Regions from separate parts of the Homo sapiens genome. Here region 2 is linked to region 1. Evidence: read pairs that join two places in POLR2A ChIA-PET (ENCODE). Cell type or tissue: PC-9. All regions are shown on one strand. Links, peaks and the distances in the headings refer to the core of each region. The heading gives the core; the rest is flanking DNA. Region 1 has its middle 100 kb from the start of CAV2-DT. Region 2 overlaps CAV1 (caveolin 1).

Region 1 (4,398 bases), core at 125-4,124:
AAGCCTTGGCAAGATAAACATTCTGACTAAAAAATAGTGTGTTTTAGATTCTTTTGGTTGCTGGGATATAAGAGGCTGAGGAAAGAGTGTTCCCAACACAATTTGTGACCGCCCTTTCTTTCCTCTTCTCCCTAACAAGGTTAGTTAGATTCGTGCAGATCCTGTAGATTAAAAAGCGCCCTTATCACTGCCTGGTGATCACTGTTCCAGCCCTGGACAATGAAGGTTCATCCAAAAGCACCACTTCCTTTTTGCTATTGACAGGAAACTCTGCCTGTGACAAGCTGCACAAGCCTCACTCAGTGCCTGGCGGGGTTGCAGCTGGAGACGTGGGAGGAAAAACAATTTCTAATCCTGGTGTTTGTGCAATAGAGTATCAGGTGGACGGTGAGATGGGAAAGCTAATGGGGATTTTTTTTTAACATTCATTATTTAAATACATCATTGTCCCAGCCTGGATAGAGAACTGTGATACTCACAAAAGAACGTACAAGAAAAAATAAAATATTTTTCAGGTTAAGACAACTTGGAACTTAGAAATTTAGCATGTAAAGAAGTGTGGTAAGGTTCCATAAGAGAATGATAACTGTGAAAATAGACTAGCTCTTCTAAAGGATCTGCTAGGGGTATGTTTCAAACTCTCTTGAATTCTTATGTTCAATTATAAAATGTGCCAATTCACTCATAAAAGTGTACCAGACCCGGCACGGTGGATTGCGGGCGGGGTGCGGTGGCTCACACCTGTAATCCCAACACTTTGGGAGGCCGTGGCGGGTGGATCACGAGGTCAGGAGTTCGAGACTAGCCTGGCCAACATAGTGAAATCCCATCTCTACTAAACGTACAAAAAAAAAAAAATTAGCCAGGCCTGGTGGCAGGCACCTGTAATCCCGCATACTCAGTAGGCTGAGGCAGGAGAATCACTTGAACCCAGGAGGCGGAGGTTGCAGTGAGCCAAGATAGCATCACTGCACTCCAGCCCAGGCGACAGTGCGAGACTCCATCTCAAAAAAAAAAAAAAAAAATTGTACCAAACTCTCTTTAAAATATTACCAGAGAAACAGTTAAAATGAAAAGCACTAGCAATTGAAGCACCCTGAATATCTTATTTTCATGTATCATTTTTCATCTATATTGCTTGAAAGAAATACATTAATCGTGGGAATTTTGTTTAGATACTCTGATTGACTGTATCAGAGGAAGACGACGGAATGCACCCTTGATGTGCGAAAATGAGGAACTGATGAGACAACACAGATGGAAATATTCATCAGGTAGTTGGAGATTTGGACCTACAGTTCTAGAGAAAGGTGAGCTACTAAGACAGGAAAAAAAAATGCCAAAGGAGAGAAAATATAAGAAGTTCAATAATGAAGTCTCAAAAAAAAGTTTACTTTTGGAGTAAGAGAAAAAAAAAACAAGTAATTTTACTAAATGCATACCTAGATTTTTAAAAATCAAAGGAATATAATACACCTAGAAGTAGAGAGGTGGATAGGGTCTCAGATGATGCAAAGGTCAAAAAGAAAAGGAACTCTGAGCAGGAAATCCAAATTAGCAAGTTGGCAAAGTTTGACATTTGGAGAAAATAATTTCAGTAGACTAATGAAAGCAGAAACCAGATTGCTAGAAGAACTGGATTGCAAATGATAAGCAATAAGGCAATGGAGGAAATATGAGTAGATAATACTTTCAAAAATGTAACGGGGGCAGGAAGAGACAGAAGTTTGATCAAGGAGAAAGCTGGAAGACAGCTTCTTGCTCCTGAAAAGGGAAAGTTTAAACAGTGGAAATTAGACATTTGCACAGAGAAGGGGAAGGACAAGGATAAGACAAAAAATCTGCTCTTTGTTCTTAAGGAAACAAACAAACAAAAAATCCGTAAGAAAAAAATAAAATGTAAAAGAACTGAAAATTAAGATTAGCACTGCTATTTAGCACACTCATGTAGGTTAGCCACACCAGTCAGCATTTAGGAATTCCCTGCTGTCTGAAACAGCCCTGGTTTACACCCATGATTCAGGCAGTGGGCCTGTTTGTTTGCTTTTCCTTTGGTGAGAGAGTCTGCGCATCCTGTGGCAAGCCAAAGGTATCCCTGCCCTCTCCTGCCCTCTCTTCCCTCCTTGCTCCCCTTCCTCCCCCTCCTTTTTTTTCCCTCAAGCTGAGTTTGTCTTGGAAATTCTAACCTAGCAAATTAATTTTATTAAAATAAGCTAGGCAAATATCTCTGGCAATCAAGGAGGGCTTCGTTCTACTAGAAGAGCAGCCAATTTTTTTTTTTTTTTTTTAAAGAGAGAAAAGGATAGTTACAGAGGAAATACAGATAAAACTTGATTATTGAGAGCCTGCCTGGTGGTCCAGTTTCCTGGGTCAACAGTTTGGCCCAAACATTCAAGGCTGGCTGAAGTATAAAAAGATACAGAGGCAATTTGCTCATTCACTGGAGAGAATGCTTCCTAGCTTTAGACCAAAGCTCTAAGTGATATTAACAACCCCTTACTCAAAAACAGAATACAAATATGGTCTGACAAATGTGGACAATAAGGCACTTTATCAGAAATAACACATACACATACTTGGGGATCTTCATGTCTATATGCCTTTTCTTCTCTAGTTTTAAGACCTTTCCTACTGAAATCTTCCTCAACCTTAAAACCCAACTACTACCTCCTCCATTCCATTTTGTGAAATCCACAAAGTGGAATTCTTTTCTAAAATGATGGGAACTTAACATCTCTATAGTAAGCCCTTGGTGTCAAGAATTTTGCACTGATGTTGGAACTTGTTCTCTGCCTCTCTCCTCAATCCCCCAGTCATTCTATGACCCTATACCTTGCTTTTTTTTTTTTACTTTATAGCATTTTTCATTGATTTATATTTATTCATTTATTTGCATATTGTGTGTCTCTTCCTGCTATAAGATGCAGAAACACTGTGACTTTGTTTCATTCATAAATGTATTCCCAGAACTTTGTTTTGTTGTTGTTGTTGTTGTTGTTGTTGTTGTTGTTGTTGTTTTGAGACCAAGTCTCACTCTGAGGCACCCGGGCTGGGGTACAGTGGTGAGATCTCAGTTCACTGCAACTTCTGCCTCCCAGTTTCAAGCGATTCTTCCACCTCAGTTTCCCAAGTAGCTTGGATTATAGGTGCCCACCACCACACCCAGCTAATTTTTTTTGTGTGTGTATTTTTAGTAGAGATGGGGTTTCCCCATATTGGCCAGGCTGGTCTCGATCTCCTGACCTCAGGTGATCTGCCCACCTCAGCCTCCCAAAGTGCTGGGATTACAGGTGTGAGCCACCACACCCAGCCTATTCCCAGAACTTTGAATAGTGCCCAACGCATACTAGGAACTCAGCATATTTTGTTGACCTAATCAGGATATCCACCTTTTAGTTTTTTCATTTAATCCTCACAGCAATTTGTGAAGTAGATATTAATTTTCACACTGTTTCAGATAAAAATAGTTTTTCATCAATATGAGGAAATAAAGAATAACATAAAATTAACATATATAGGTATATATGTGATATCAATAATTAGATCCCTCTGATGCCAAAGCTCTGTTCTTATGTCATTTGTAGCCCTTGTCATACTGCCTTGTATTATGTCCTCATCTGTCATACCCACAAGGATGTGAGCTCCGTGGGAGCAAGCCTCATTCTTCTTTCAATAATCTCCCTGCCATGAAGATAGCTGCTATTCACCAAGTGTTTATTGAGTTGAAATTGAACTTTCTCGTCTCAACTCTTGGCCATACTTAGATTTGGGACTCACTTACATGGAAAATATTTGCTCACAAGAGAGTATGTAGTTTTCTACAACTAATCCAAGATAGGTGACTTCTCTCAGCCAAGTGACTGTAATACAGAACAAAGAGACAATCGTGCACCTATAGAAACAAGTGAACCTGCTGGCTGGAAAGGAATCTGAACAGAATAACAAGAGGTCATTTCACAAGAAGGGAACAGTAAAAGCATTCGTGCAGAGAGGCAGGAAGGCTTGGAAGATGCACTTGGAGATGAGGGAATAGACCCAGCTGTCTGGGAACATTGATATCCATTGGAGTGGCAGCAGATGCAGGATGCTTCTATAGTCACCAGAACAAGTGAGTTCTAAAACTCTGAACTCTCAGTAGTGTAGTTTGTGAACTGGTTTCTATATGTATTAGATTCCTATTGCTGTTATAGCAAATTACCACAAATTTAGCAGCTTAAAACAACACAGATTTATGATCTTACAGTTCTAGAGGTCAGATGTTGATATGGTTTGGATCTGCGTCCCTGGCCAAATCTCAGGTGGAATTCTAATCCCCAGTGTTGGAGACGGGGCCTGCTGGGAGGTGACTGGATCATGGGAGTGGTTTTCTCATGAATGATTTAGCACCATCTCCTTGGT
Region 2 (4,398 bases), core at 252-4,251, 150 kb after region 1:
ATGTTAAAAGACTTGAAATAAAACAGATATGTTAAGTAGGCAACACATAGGTAAGCATATAAAAACAAGAAGATACCAGGATAGAGCTGTCATTTTTGTGGGAGCCTGTGATGTGGAAAACCAAGATGCCTGGTGAGTATAATGGATATGGAAACCCCCCTTGTAATAATTCCACAGTTCCAAGGGGCCAAGGTCTCCAGGTTGAGTCACTATTGTAAACACACCCATAGATGAATCCACATGCCATACCTCCTTGAGTAAGTGGGGACTCAAACTAGGTCTGTCAATTGTTCCAGAAAATTAAGCATCTAAATAATTTAATGATAATTTAAAAGAAGCACAATGAAATATTTCAAGGAATGTCACATACAAGATTCTGTACCTCTTCTGCTTTGGTTAGACTCATTCAGAATAGGTTCCTGCTTTGATCTTAAGAGGGAGGTAGAGATTCTGGAGAAGCCCTAGGGAAGAGCAAAAGGAAAGGAATAAGGAGCCAAGAGGAAACCCAGGGTAAGGCTGAGGAGGGACTGTTTCGTGTAGGTGATTTATTGGAAGGGTTGGAAGGAAACATGGAATGACAATTACCTTTGGTTATTGTCAGGTTAGTATGAGACTTACAAGAAAAGCACTGCTCAGACGCAATTACCATTCAAGATAAGAAATAATAGGAAAGGCTAGCACACTTAGCTTTTTATTTAAAAAAGTGTTAGGTAGGCTGAGCACGGTGGCTCACTCCTGTAATCCCAGCACTTTGGGAGGCCAAGGTGGATAGATGACTTGAGCCCAGAAGCTTGAGACCAGCCTGGACAACATGGTGAAACCTCATGTCTACAAAAAAATACAAAAATTAGCCAGGCATGATGGCATGCACCTGTAGTCTCAGCTACTTGGGGGGCCAAGAGGTGGGAAGATTGCTTGAGCCCAGGAAGTCGAGGCTGCAGTGAGCCATGATTGTGCCACTGCATGACAGCCTGGGCAACCGAGTGAGAGCCTGCCTCAAAAAAAAAAAAAAAAAAAGTGTTAGGTGACATGAGAGAAGATCTTCCAAGTAATAAGAGTGGCTAATCCCAGGAATGTGTCACCAGAGGTTATTTTGTAATAGTCGTGTGTTAAATTCCTTATTTGTCTATATAACTTCTCAAATCCTTCTGCCTCTACAGTTATAGTTTAACTGGCGCATAACAGCCTTCACACACAGCCTCATAATTAAACATAGACATACATATGAACACTTTCCCCTATGCCAGCAGGATACTTGGTTTGTTTAGGGGCAAAGAGGAATTGATGTGGCGTTGTTTCAATCAGTGGTTGAAAATGCAAGTGGTAAACATTGAAAAATAGAACACTGCAAAAGGCATGCATTGTATATACCAAAAGGTCAGCATGAAGCATTATCTGTATGGCAAGCCTGCCCATCCACTCCCTCCTACACGTTGCATATTCACACAGTTTTGCAGCTTGTATAAACCCCTATTGTGATAGAAACTCATGAAAGAGTGTGGTCTCTGCGAAAGCTGGCTGTTCTGTGAATTTAGACCAGTGGTTCTTCACCCTGGCTGCAAATCATCTGGGGAACATTTAAAAACACTGTTTTAAACACCCCAACCCTAGAAATTCTGATTTAATTGGTCTGTGGTGGGGCCCAGAACTCTGTATTCTTTTTTTAAGGCTCTCAGGTGCTGCTAATGTATAGCTAAAATTGGGTCTGGTTTAGACTCTCAGAATTTCTTAATAATTAAACACTTTATCATGACAAGACTTTCAGGACCTTAAAGGCCACAGTGGGGTAGTTATCATTTCACTAGGTCCTCATCTGGGGAGGTCCTTGGCATTTTTACTGGAATATATTTGTCACTCAAATTTCTATTACAAAAAATTCTTTCTTGCACACTGCTTTAGCAACTACATGAGATATACTTTGTACATAGCACAAATCTCATATCACTTATGTAATCCAGCTCTGTGGTTCCTTCCTTTCCTTTGCCTGTTTATTTTTAATTCTTCCCAAGAGGAAGCTTAGCCAGTTAGAACACCAGAGTATCATCCCCCTCCCCCTTTTCCCACCTGAGTTCATGGCTTAGACATACTAGGAATGAAGCTGACAACATGCACTAGTTTTTTTCGAAATTATGCAGCAAAATTCCCAAAGTGCGAGTGGCCACAGAGATCTTCACAGGGCCCAGGGACAGGCAGACATCATTCTTTCTCCAGTTCCTGGCACAGAAAAGAGACCTTAGGTTACTGAGAAGATACCAGTCCCTCCTCAGAGCAGACAAGGAAACTGAGCCTCAGAATGAAAGACTGAATTTCAGTCCTTTCTTGAACATGGACCTCCAGGGTTATATTGGGCCTTGGAAAAGGCACTTACACTCTGGACTGTAGTTTCTTCATCTATAAAATCAAGAGGCAGAAACAGACAATCTCTAAGTTGCCTTTATTTATAAAATTCCGAGATTCTAGTTGACCAGTATTCATACAAGAGTTGAAGCCTGTAAGAGTGCAGAAAGCCCACACAAAGAGACAGTGGAAGACCTCTCATCAGTAGTATTTTTATTACCCTCTTCCTAGGTTTTACCAGTCAACATCCTCACTGTTAATATACAGACCGTGGTATTTAATTAAATCATCTTTGAAATACTGAGCTATCAACAGATGGCATGCTGAATGCAAAAGGACCACAAATAAATATTTGGTACTGAAGAAGATCAAGAGTTGGAGTTCATTTCCCATTCTGATCTGGGCTCAGAACTCTGTGGTCTTCCCTCTAATCATCCTTGCCACCAAATTGGCTGTATCTGTTCTAAGATGGATCAGAAAATCAGTTCCAAAGTTGGCTACAAACTTTCAGGTTTGGGTTTTGTTTTGTTTTTTTGTTTTGTTTTGTTTTGTTTTTGCAACCAGCCAATTCATCTTAGTTCACATGACAGAGAAGTGCATAATTACTTGCAACTTTAGTTAGAGCAGTGGCCTTAAGAAGGTCTAGCTAAATAAAAAGTGCTCAGACTTTCTGAGTGCTGACAGTTGTCAAATTCACCTAGTTCACATGGCCCCATTTCTATCGTTTGTTTTGTTTTGTTTTTGTTTTTTAACAGCCCATCTGTGAGCAATAGGATCAGATGACTAAGAGCTACAGGGCAGAAACACTGTTACTTAGAGTCAAATTTTCCCATTACCTAGCTGTAAAGAGTTTGTTTCTCTCTGACTCATATAAAGTTTACCATTTAGGCCCCTGCATGATTTTAATTCCATCACTTAACACCCCAGCCATATGATTCTGAAGGTAAACATGAAGGCGTTTGAATTCCAGACCACCTAAACATTCTTAAGGAAATCATCATCTCCACGGGCAGAGCTATGCCAAAATCTGTAGGTTTTAACTCAAATTTCATGATAAGCAAAAATTGAATTAATTTGTCTTCCATTTTGTTCACCTTTTTGCCAAAATTATGCCTGGATTAGAATAAATAAATTCAATCAATGAATGCAATCACTAATTCTTACGCCAGATAATAACACATTCAGAATTCTCCTTTCCCTGGGAGATTTTATCAGGTTAGTGTTCTTGTAAACAGGAGAAAGAGAAAAATATAACTTAGTAAATAGCAGTATTCACTAATTCATTCATTTATTCAACAAATATTAATTTACTACCTACTACATTCCAGGGAGCTTAGAGTCTAGTATCAGAAATAATAACCACACACACACATACACACACACTACATTAAATAAGGATGTGATAGGCTAGATGAAATAAATAAATAAATAAAAGGTCCAGGTGAGAAAAGAAGGTGGGGGCTAGAAAGAAGTCATTGAAGAAAAAACATTTAGGTTAAAACATTATGAATAACTTAGAGTGAGCCAAGTGCAGAGTGCTGAAGGAGTGCTCCAGGCAAAATCAACAGCAAATGGGGAGTCCTTGATGTAGAAAAGGGTTTGAGGAATTGTCCTGGGAGAAATACTCAAGATTCCAGTCTGAATTCTAGAGGTTAGTGATTTAGAGAGGCAAGTACGAAAATGACTTCCTCTCTTACCTTAAAAGTAAGTGCACCATAGAAGGAAATCACCCTTCCTTGGTAATAATTCCTGAGTGAGCCTGAGAAGCCAGAGGCCATCTCTATTTTATAGGCACTGTCCCCTTTTCAGTTACCCATGGCTAGCTCATTGACCTTGTCCTGGTCGTTTCCTCATTTCACTTACTCCATCCTCAAAACGTAGACGCTTCATAAATATTGTATAAATGAATGAACTCACAAAGTCACAGTACAGCAAGGCAAAAGTGCCTGCAATAAACAAGCATTCTAGGCTAGAAATATTTCTCAACTTCAAATTGTGTCTTATTACATTGTATTCCGATTTTCTAGAGTGGTAGTTCTCAGTCAAGGGAAAGTTTTTCTT

What was found. ChIA-PET counts read pairs that join two places held together with the same protein. Peaks named below come from ENCODE experiments on the same cell type or tissue, not always from the same donor. Only the 100,000 strongest peaks of a DNase experiment are listed, where the experiment ranks them.
Region 2: POLR2A ChIA-PET joins it to region 1 with 5 read pairs; 3 of 35 experiments call an interaction of 5 or more read pairs at or near these places.

Annotation. Positions count from the first base shown.
Region 1 is chr7:116,393,586-116,397,983 of GRCh38, forward strand. No RefSeq gene overlaps it. Among named protein-coding and RNA genes, the nearest start is that of CAV2-DT, 100 kb to the right of the region's middle. In PC-9, for the core only: no CTCF peak of the experiment used is centred there; a DNase peak (open chromatin) is centred at 2,006; H3K4me3 peaks cover 468 bases; H3K27ac peaks cover 2,192 bases.
Region 2 is chr7:116,540,756-116,545,153 of GRCh38, forward strand. All of the region lies in intron 2 of CAV1 (caveolin 1), which reads left to right. Among named protein-coding and RNA genes, the nearest start is that of CAV1, 18 kb to the left of the region's middle. RefSeq lists a silencer at 20-314 and an enhancer at 20-314. In PC-9, for the core only: no CTCF peak of the experiment used is centred there; no DNase peak of the experiment used is centred there.